Regions from separate parts of the Homo sapiens genome. Here region 2 is linked to region 1. A link is a contact called in ENCODE Hi-C or POLR2A ChIA-PET data. All regions are on one chromosome and are shown on one strand. Each heading gives the region's core, a stretch centred on a gene start or an enhancer-like site at or near the end of the contact. The rest is flanking DNA. Distances are from core to core; before and after follow the strand shown.

Region 1 (5,352 bases), core at 1,486-3,985:
CAGTGCATGGATATATTGTATAATGATCAATTAGGGTAATCAGCATATCTATCACTTTAAACATTTATCCTTTCTTTGTGGTGAGAAAATTCAAAATCTTCTCTTCTAGTTATTTTGAAATATACAATATATTATTATTAGCTATAGTCACCCTAGTGTGTAATAGAACACCAGAATTTATTATTTCTGTCTAACTGGAATTTTGAAACCATGGACCAACTTCTCTTCTCTCCCCAACTACCTTCCTCGTCCTCTGGTACCACTATTCTACTCTAATTATATGAGATCAAGCTTTCAAAAAAAAATGCTTGTCAACAAATAATAATTGTACATATTCATAAGGTACATAAGATGTTTCAATACATATAATGTATAGTGATCAAATCAGGGTAATTAGCATATATGTCATCTCAAATGTTTATCATTTATTATATATTTGTGTTGGAAACATTCAACATCCTCCTTTTAGCTATTTGACACTATTCACTATACTACTGTTGACATTCTACAGTGGTGTAGAACACTAGAACTATTCCTCTTTTCAAGCTGTAATTTGTAGCCTTTAACAACTCTCTCCCTATCCCTCCCTTCCTGGGACCCTTCTCAGCCTCTAGTATCTTCTGTTTACTTTTTACTTCTTGAGATCAACTTCTTTTAGCTGCCACCTATGAGTGAGAACATACAGTGTTAATCTTTCTGCTCCTGGCTTGTTTAACATAATGTACTCTAGCTTCATCCATGTTGCTGCAAATAATAGGATTTCATTATTTTTTATAGCTGAATAGTATTCCATGGTATGTATATGCCACATTTTCTTTATCCATTCATGTGTGGTCAGACAACTAGGTTGATTCCATGTCTTGGTTATTGTGAACAGAGCTGCAATAAACCCGGGGCTGCAGATGACTCTGTGATATAATGATTTCCATTCTGTTGGATAAATGCCCCGTAGTGAGATTGCTGGATCATATGGTACTTCTATTTGTAGTTTTTTGAGGAACCTCCATACTGTTCTCCAGAGAGATTGTACTAGTTTAAATTCCCACCAACTGTGTAGAAAAGTTCCCTTTTTTTCTGCATCCTCACCAGCATGTGTTATTTTTTGTCTTTCTGATAATAGCCATCCTAACTGGGGTGAGCTAATACCTCATAGTGGTTTTGATTTCCATTTCGCTGATGATTAGTGATATTGAGCACATTTTCATATATTTGTTGGACATTTGTATGACTTCTTTTGAGAAATGTCTGCTCAGATCATTTGCCCGTATTTTAACTGCATTGGTTTTTTGCTGTTGAGATGTTTGAGTTCCTTGTATATTCTGGATACTACTCCCCTGTCCAATTAGTAGTTTACACAACACTAGGCACCATACCAGGTTCTTTACACAGGTTATTTCATTTACTCCTCACTCCAACCCTATGAGGGAGGTGCTATTGCTACTACTCTCATTTTACCCACAGAGAGTTCAGCAGAGGTTCATAACTTCCCCAAAGTCACACAGCTTTTGTGGCAGATGGAGCAGGGTTGGATGCCAGAGCCAGGCCCTCTAGCCCCACGCCTCGCTGCTGCAGGAGCCCGCCCATCTGCAGTCACTGCCACAGGCATCAATGGTAGTACCCAGATTAAGGATTTATTGAGCACCTACTGTATTCACAGAACTCTGATCAGTCTGAAAGCCCAAGCAATGAAGCAAACAAAGCCAAGGAATGATAGAAATCACAGAGTTCAAACCAGAGTCTAGGGCCTGAAGTGCACAGCATGGGCCAGGTTAAAGTGAATGAAACATTCCTATTTTGATCCTTTTCATTATTTATCATTCATACCCATAAATACCTTTAAGGGGATTAGTTTTAGTTGCAAAGTGAACAACAAGTAGGCAACAAATTAGCTCTTCCAACATTTTCTTCTCCTGAAAAGGCTCTTTGAAAGCCCTGTTTTGCAGAAACTTGCTCCTTTTGCATGACGGGTAAATCGTAGGAGACCTGGTAGATTATGCTACAAACTTAATGTGGAAAGGTTGCTTCATCCAAGATCCTGGAGTTTTCGTAGACATTGTCCTGATACTTCCCCTTGGGCAATACCAGCGCCTGCAGGCAACAGCTCTGACGCACTTAAGACTTAAATACTACCCACAGAAGTGCTGGCTTGGCTGGGAAAACCTTTTGCTAAATAGAAGAACAACATTTTTTTTTCTTTTCTGGAATTTGCAAACAGCATTTATTCTCAGCCTTGCCTTCCAAACGTTCCAATTGGACATTGCTGGGCAGCGTGGAAGCAGAAGCGAACGTCACCCAGGCCGGCAGGGGGCGGCACACCCCACACTTCGCTGCGCGCCCTCGCCTCCTTGGGAGGGAGTGTCCAGCTCCCAAAACCTGTCGTGGGTTTTGTCCCAAGTGACTTCAGCCAGCAGATGGTTCAAGTCCTGAGGCTGCAAAATTCGGGGTGGAAGGAGTGGGGCGTAAGGCTGAGAGTGGGGAGAGCAATCCAGGGGCGCCAGGGTGGGAGCCGCAGCGGGCCCGCGGCCGCCCGGAGGACACTGATGCTTCTGGAGCTCGCGAAGGGTCCCCCGCGGGAGAGGAACAAGGCCGCTTGCGCTCCGCAGAGGCGCAGGCACGGGGCTGGGGCCCGGGGCGGGGGCGCGGGTGGGCGGACCCCTCCCGCAAGCCCATGATGGCCAGGCCAAGGCCGCTGGGAAAGGCAGGACGCTCGCCCATGCGCTGCCAGCTGGGCTTTTCTCCTTCGCCCGCCCTGTGTTCCAGGGCGCGACCCCGTTCGGTCCAGCCGCTGGCTCCGGGGCTGAACCCCAGGTAGGTGGGTCGGAGCCCCTGAGAGAACTGGGGCTTGAGGGCGTTTCTGCTTCCAAGCGCAAGCACGGGGAGCCCTGATGCTCCAGCCCCTGGACACTGGATTGGAAACTGGCAAGGGTAGGAGATGTTTTGCAGGAGGCCGCCCTCTGTCTTCCTCTGTTCTAACACCTGCTGGACACAGGGAATCCTGATACCTGTATTTTTTACCAGAAAAAAATTCTAACAGCAGAAAAGTCAATGTGATGGGTTACGCCTCCTTAACGTGCCCCATTTGACCTTGTAAGCTTCCTTCCACAGGCTGACCTTGTTTTGTGCAATCAGTGTGATCTTTTGTCAGCTATGCAAAACAGTTTTTGTTTACTGAATCTGGTTTAAAAGGCAAGAAGTTGCTTCCCATAGGGCACTTTGATCCTTGGTGTAGGGCACTTTGATCCTCGGTGGAAAGGGATGTGTATGCCTTGAAACATGGAGAGTCACATGCGATGCTTGGTTTTGTGTAGAACTAACATGAGATAATCTTTTCACTGGTTTTCAGAATTGTGGAGAATTCACTTAGGAAAATAAGCATGTGTATCAATGGATGACTAATATGGACATGTACTTTAACTGATTTCACAGAAGCAGTGCTCCTGATATTTTGAGACACTAATTTTATTTGGTTCTTCTTTACCATATGATCAATTAGCTGCTTACCTCATAAGTTACAGAGGGAGAAGGTACTTCCTGTTTTCTCTTTATATCTCTTGTCCCTTATTTAAAGAAGCAATAGGGCACGTGCAGTGCCTCACTCCTGTAATCCCAGCACTTTGGGAGGCCAAGACAGGAGAACTGCTTGAGCACAGGAGTTCAAGACCAGTCTGGGCAACATGGCAAGACCTCATCTCTACAAAAAATACCAAAAAAATTATCCGGGTGTGGTGGCCGCACGCCTGTAGCCCCAGCTACTCGGGAGCTGAGGTAGGAGGATGATTGAGCCCAGGAGGACAAGGCTGCAGTGAGCCAAGATTGCACCACTGCACTACAGCCTGGGCAGCAGAGCGAGAGCTTGTGCCAAAAAAAAAAATATTTTTTAAAAAAAGAAGTAATAAAGGAGAAATCTTTTTGCTACGTTTAACTTATCCTCCACTATTCTAAAGTTTAAGCTTCAATAATTTATAAGTACAGTGACATTAACACTTTAAAGTTAGCTGATATGCTGATATGCTTAAAAACTGGAAAATATTTCAATTTTAAAAAATTCTAGGTGGGGTATGGTGGCTCATGCCTGTAATCCCAGCACTTTGGGAGGCTGAGGTGGGTAGATCACTAGGTCAGGAGTTCGAGACCAGCCTAACTAACATGGTGAAACCCCATCTCTACTAAAAATACAAAAATTAGCTGGGCATGGTGGCACGCACCTGTAATCCCAGCTACTCAGCAGGTTGAGGCAGAGGAATCGCTCGAACCTGGGAGGCGGAGGTTGTAGTGAGCTGAGATCATGCCGCTGCACTCCAGCCTGGGTGACAGAGACTCGGTCTCAAAAAAAAAAAATTCTATTCCATCTAGTAATTGACGCATATGATACATATGCATACATGTGTAAAAGTGTATATCTATTCATATGTATATGAAATAGGTATATTATACATTGTACTGAGTTTATACTTTTATTGGCCTTTTTGACTTTAAAAGTGGGTTATACAGACCTGTGAAACAAGCAGCAAAAATGAAAACACTGCACTTTTGTGTGATTCCGTAAACACACAAGAATAGTGGAGGTCAGGATCCATGCTGCTGGCCAGGCGTTAAGTTGGCGTTATCAATAATCACTGTAGTCTCTGTGGGTGCTGATGAATCTGAATTCCCCACATGTCGTGCCTTGGGAATTGCTCCTTTGACTAGATTACTGTTTTGAGGTTGACGCTGTTGTGTTTCTTACAAGAGTAGAAAACAAGTGCACAAAAATGGATTTAGGTAAGTGGAAATTTAATGCAGTCACAGCAGTGCCCCACACAAACAAAGTGATCTACAAATGTAGCCTTGATAAGGGTCCCTCGCTAGGCCAGTCGTCACCTACTCCCTCTGCTGGATGACAGCCCTCCGGTATCTGCACTCAGCTCCCACGTTCCTGGAGCTTCTCTTCTCAGACTGCGCAGCGCCCAGAGCTTCAGGTCTCTCCATATCCTTCATCAACACCTCCTGAAAGCGTGAGACCTTGGAGAGGCCCATGTCCTCCAGGTGTGGCCAGGAGAGCTGAGACAGAGCCCTGGGGTCCTTTCTTATCAACCCTTGTTTGGGTGTTCTATTTCTGTTAATCCTCCAAATAGTCATTTTAAAAAATACCATTCATTTTAAACCGGTAGCTCAGCTGTCCTGTGTAAGCTCCACACCCTCAACTCTATAGCTGATTACGTAGTTCATTATTAAGCTAATTTAAGAAATGTTAAATATATGAAAAAGTACAGAGGGAGCAAACATTGAAGCAACTTACCAACTTTCCCACAACCTGCAGTTAACAATTGTGAACATTTTCTCCTTTTAACTTTTCCCCAGTCCCTGGAACTT
Region 2 (5,352 bases), core at 2,120-4,619, 330 kb after region 1:
TGTTCTTTATGTCCTTTCACTCCTCTGCTTACAGTAAGAAATAACTAAGTATTGGGAAATCGAGGAGAAAATGCCTTCTTACAAACCCTCCAGCTTCCATTCCACTCAGTCCTTCTCATGGAAAGCAGCATGGGTTAGCAAATCCTTAGATTTACTGAGGCTACTTACAACTTCTTCTGTTAATCCTTGGTTCTAAGCTTTAACATTCATTTAATTCTCAAAGATCTGTAAATACCGACTCAATTTAGAGAACAAACATGGATTCAATACTAAAAGCCAGTGTGTTTGGGTTTCACATCATTGTCTTCAAAGGACTTCCTGGTTTCTAAGAAAGCAAATCCTGGCAAGGCTGGAGAGCTCCAGAAATCCAGCGCCTGGGCTCACAAAAGCCAGCCCTGACTTCGCGAAGAAAAAGCCTCAAACTGCAGAACACACCCGGCAAGCTGTTCTTATCGTTCCGAGGCCATTGCAGAGCCAGATACGGTTACACAGCCCTTCTGAAGCAAAGATACACTAAGTCTAGACAGGCCCTGGTTCCCTGTGATAAACTCCAGATCATCACCACCACAGGGCCCTGCTCCCAGCTACTTCATCTTTCCCTGTAATACCTCACACATCCAGTTCTCCTTCATTAGCTCTATGATAATGGCTTGACGTAGGTCCAAAGAGCAAAGGAACTTGGATTTGAAAGTCCGAGACCCCTCTGCAAAATACCATTGCTTCTTTCGCTTCAGAAAAGATTTTGGGAAGTGAATGAAACACATCCAGCTGTAGTTCTTCTGATGTTAGAATTACCATATGACCCAGAAACTCTACTCCTAGGAATCTACTCAGGAGAAATGAAAACACACATCCACACAAAATCTTGTACACCCACGTTCACGGCAGCGTTGCTCTCGATAGCCAAAGGCCGAAACAGCCCCAGTGTTCATCAACTGATGCGTGGATAAATACAATACAGTATATCCATAAAATGGAATATTCTCCAGCCACAAGAAAGAATAAATTAATTACTGATACATGCTACAACATGAATGAACCTCAAAAACATGTTATATGAAAGAAACCCGTCACAAAACACCACATATGGTACGATTCGGTTTATATGAAAGGTTCGGACTAGGCCAATGCATGGAGACAGAAAGTGAACTTGTGGTTGTCTAGGGCTGGAGGGGGCAGGATGGGGGAGTGACTGCTGATATGTACGGTTTCTCTCTGAGGTGCTAAAAATGCTCTCAAAGTAGATAGTGGTGATGGTCGCACAACCATGAATATACAAAAAGCCATTGCACTGCACACTTGCAATGGGTGAATTTTATGGTATATAAATTATATCTCAATAAAGCTGTATGTAAAAACAAAGAAAAAAACACTGGCCCCACAGAAGACAAAACATAAGCAGAGTCAGCCTTCAGTCCACACAGCCATGTCAACACATAGAGGGACATGCTGTTTAGATGAAGGAAATGAGCTGCAGAAAGGAGTCAGGGAGTTTCAGCCTGCAGGAAAAAGCCACTCCACCCTCACCCAGGCAGAGCAAGGTGTCCAGGCGAGGCCGGTTGGCAGGATGTTACTGCCCACCACAGCACTTGCAGGAAGTAAAACAGATCCCCCTCAACTGAAATGATCTCGGAGACTGGTCCTTAAGTAGGACTGGCCCTTACCCTGGATCCTGAGTATAGGCAATGGGCAAAGCTGGAAGGATACGAAAACCTGGCTAACACCCTAAGTTTCCCAGGCAAGAGGAAATCAACCCCAGGCACGCATGGTGACGGCAGCGACCGCCACCATCTAGAAGAATTAGGCTTTGTGCCTAAGATTGGGGAAAAGTCTTCGGTGGATCAAATATTTTGTTCTCCTTCCTGTGAGGCTGCTTTGAAAAGCTGAGATTAAACACTCTGCTGATGTTCCTCACCACCAGCGCTGCTCTCTGCCGTGTGTCATGGATGAACACATTTGCTGTGTTCACATGAAATGTGGGGAGAAGTTCCAGGGCTGAAATACGTGACAGACATGACACTCGTGCTATGAAACCAGCTTCCTCTGATAGCCACACAGCGGAGCTGACACGTCCTCCCTGAAGCAGGCTCGGGAGGCAGAGACGGCGTCTGATGGCTCCCCCGGTCCCTGCAGCCTGTACACAGTCGACACTGACAAAGAGCGTTCCCGAAAGAAATCTGGTGGATTGCCAAAAGCTTCATTAATTAATGAAATCAGTGGGGAGATAAATAATTGAAGGGAAAGAAATGGGTTCATCAGTTTGGCAACACTGAAATTTTCATGCATTCTGCCTAGGAGACGAATAAGCCCACAAGACAGGCATCAAGAATGGATGTGCCTTTTCTCCAGTTTTAGGTCTGGGAGAGTTTCCACTTTCCCAAAAGTCAGCCTTTGGCATCACGTTGGAGACGCCTGTTGCGAGCTCCCTGCAGACCAGCCACCTTAGCCAGTGGGCGTGGAGGCAGAGGTCTTCACTTTTCCTCTAAGTCCTTACTAAGAATTTTCCTGTGCCCTAAATGAGATGTTGGAGATGGGGGGAAAGTGGCAATGAAAACAGCACTTGTTTCTAACATGAACTTTGGATCAGGATAAAAGTAGTAAACTTAAAATTAGATGAATGCTAAAATGTTCCAAATATCCATCACCCGGTGAATAAAGAAGCAAGAGATGGTACAGCCACAGGACGGAAGACCACTAACAAGAAGGAACCAGTCCCGGCTCCATGCATGCCACGGGTGGATCTCAAGCATATTATGCTAAATGAACAGAGCCAGACACAGAACAATACATAGTGAATTATCCCACTCATAGGCAATACCTATCAAAGGCCAAATTACAGACACAGAAACTGGATCACTGATTGTCTGAGCTACAGACACATGTGAGGATGGATCCTGTGGGCATGAGGAGACTTTTGGGATGAGAGAGGCGTTCTAAGCTGGATTTTGGTGATGGTTACACAACGCCAAATTTACCAAAACTCATTGAACTATACACTTAAAATGGGTGAATTTATGGTATGTAAATTATATCTTAGTAATGCCATTAAAAAATTAAATGAAGACAGAAGTTTTTAAAACTGCTGAAATCCAACATCAAAAAAATGATCAAAGGGTTCTTGAAATATGAGAAGTCAATTTAAATTAATTTTCTTCATGGAAATTAAAAAGGAATGTGGACAAGAAGGAGAAAGAGAAGAAAAAAAAAGGAAAGACAGCGTTAGTCCCACCTTCTATTTCATATGGAAGTGAATACAAGCTTATTCTGTTGTTCCATTAGCTATGAACCCATCTGGTCCCAATCCCCAGGTCACCATCATATACACAAGGATGTGGTGACGCAGTCTGTCAAATGTTTACTTTACAGGATCACCCTTGCTCTGGCACTTTCTCAACTGACTCACCCAGTAACGGTACCAATGAAATAAGTGAGGTTAACTCAACATGATTTAGTTTTGGCGCACACATCCTGGCTCCATGGGATCATTTATTACTTCCTACGTTAAAACACTTGGAAGGAAAAAACTCCTGCGTGCCAGAATGAAAGTTCTAGTATTTACACTTCTCAACTTTTAAAAACAAGGAATTTTACTTATCTCCAGTCTTATGACACTTTTTTTCCTCCATGAGACCTCAAAGACTGAGAGTGGCAGTTCAGAGATGAAAACTCTACGTCCATTGTCTTCCCTAAAAAGTGACTTCCCTTGGCTGCAATAACGGAAGTAACTCAAAATGACTGCACTCCCATCTTCAGGCTGTTCTATCCTTTCCCATTTGAAAACAAATTTCCTGCAAACGGGTTGGCAGATTCTCCAAATACCTGAGAGTATCCAACAACCATTTTTAGACTTTTGTTTTGTACAAAGTTATCTTCTCTGAATCTATAAACTTTTCCACCTCTTGGTGGAAATTTTCAAATGTATATTTATGTTCATGTCTTGAATCATAAGACAAGCAAAATACAGAAAGAAAAAACACAACTAAAATTGACACAAGAGAGCAATAACCTCTCACAGTCCTAGAAAACAGGAGAGTTCTCTTATCTGGGGCAACTTCAGCTTTGGACTTCACCACCTATATATGTTGGGAGATGGTTCTTATTTCTCCTCCCCACCCCACTCCCCGCAAAAAACACAGAAACACCATCCACAGAGAGTCATTACTCAAGCTAGGTTGTAGCAAGACTTGGTTGAAAGTTTAATCACATGGCTAGATGTGAAAGACTTGGGGACTATTTTACCACAAGCATTTAATTTTTTTTTTTTTTTGGAGAATGAGTCTCACTCTATCGCCCAGGCTGGAAGTGCAGTGGCACAATCTAGGCTCACTGCAACCCCCACTCCCAGGTTCAAGAGATTCTCATGCCTCAGCCTCCCAAGTAGCTGGGATTACAGGCGCCCGCCACCAGGCCCAGCTAATTTTTTGTATTTTTAGTAGAGACAGGGTTTCATCATACAGGCAAGGCTGGTATCAAACTCCTGACCTCAAGTGATCCTCCCGCCTCAGCCTCCCAAAGTGCTGGGATTACAGGTGTGAGCCACGGTACCCGGCCTTAAATTCTTTTCAATTGACAAATAAAAATTGTACATATTTATGGTGTACAACATAATGTTATGATATACGTTTACACCGTGAAATGATTAAATGAAGCTCGCTAACGTATCGATCACTTCCCATACTTATTTTTCTTATGATGAGAAAGTTTAAAATCTATTCTTTTAGTAATGTTTAAATACACATTATTCTTAGTTATGGTCACAATGCCATGTAACAGACCTCTGCACCCCTGAAGCTTTAACAGCACCAATCATCCTTTCTATACTGAGATAGTCCTAATATGACCTTGGCTGTCCGCAGCGCGTATGCTTTGAGTTGCTGGTGATCACGGACTTTTGTAGAGCCACCCGGTCTTTTGCAGGGCGGTCTGGAGTTGGTTGAGTCTAGAGTTAGTGAGTTTTCACACATGTGCCACACTACCAGCACGTGTGAAAACTCACTAACTCTATACTCAATGCAGGAAAGGCTACAGCATTTGCCAGGCCTGGTCAAAATGAGAATGTGGGGTTCCTTCTTCAAAAACTATCAAGAATTTCAACAAGGGAGAGCAGAGCCTTACCCCAACTGTGGGGTCCCAGGTCACCGCACAGTTCACATGCCCAGGAGGACTCTCTGGCTGAGTGGCACCTTGAGCTTACCAACAGGGCAACTCCTCAAATGTGACCAAGGAAGAGAGTTAAGAACTGCCGAAAGAAAATGAAAGTCTTCCGGACAGGGGTCCACTTTTTACAATGTCAGCACCTAGCTCCATGGTATCTATGTGCACGCTGCACCCCCAGGGCCGAGTCGTAAGTTC

What was found. Hi-C counts contacts between places; a loop is a spot of excess contacts on that map. ChIA-PET counts read pairs that join two places held with the same protein, here RNA polymerase II (POLR2A).
Region 2: a map of endothelial cell of hepatic sinusoid shows a loop between it and region 1 (4-fold over the local background). The contact joins two enhancer-like sites. A Hi-C loop is called at or near these places in 2 of 168 maps with a recorded cell type or tissue (astrocyte of the cerebellum and endothelial cell of hepatic sinusoid). POLR2A ChIA-PET finds 5 or more read pairs at or near these places in 1 of 52 experiments (AG04450).

Annotation. Positions count from the first base shown.
Region 1 is chr6:160,928,561-160,933,912 of GRCh38, forward strand. The region is part of intron 3 of LOC102724087 (a long non-coding RNA gene); the gene reads left to right. Among named protein-coding and RNA genes, the nearest start is that of MAP3K4, 61 kb to the right of the region's middle. RefSeq lists an enhancer at 2,157-2,451. Within about 2 kb of position 2,736, at least 4 of the 41 ENCODE cell types and tissues checked have a DNase peak (open chromatin) inside an H3K27ac peak, as active enhancers do.
Region 2 is chr6:161,254,547-161,259,898 of GRCh38, forward strand. The region is part of intron 1 of AGPAT4 (1-acylglycerol-3-phosphate O-acyltransferase 4); the gene reads right to left. Among named protein-coding and RNA genes, the nearest start is that of AGPAT4, 17 kb to the right of the region's middle. Within about 2 kb of position 3,370, at least 6 of the 41 ENCODE cell types and tissues checked have a DNase peak (open chromatin) inside an H3K27ac peak, as active enhancers do.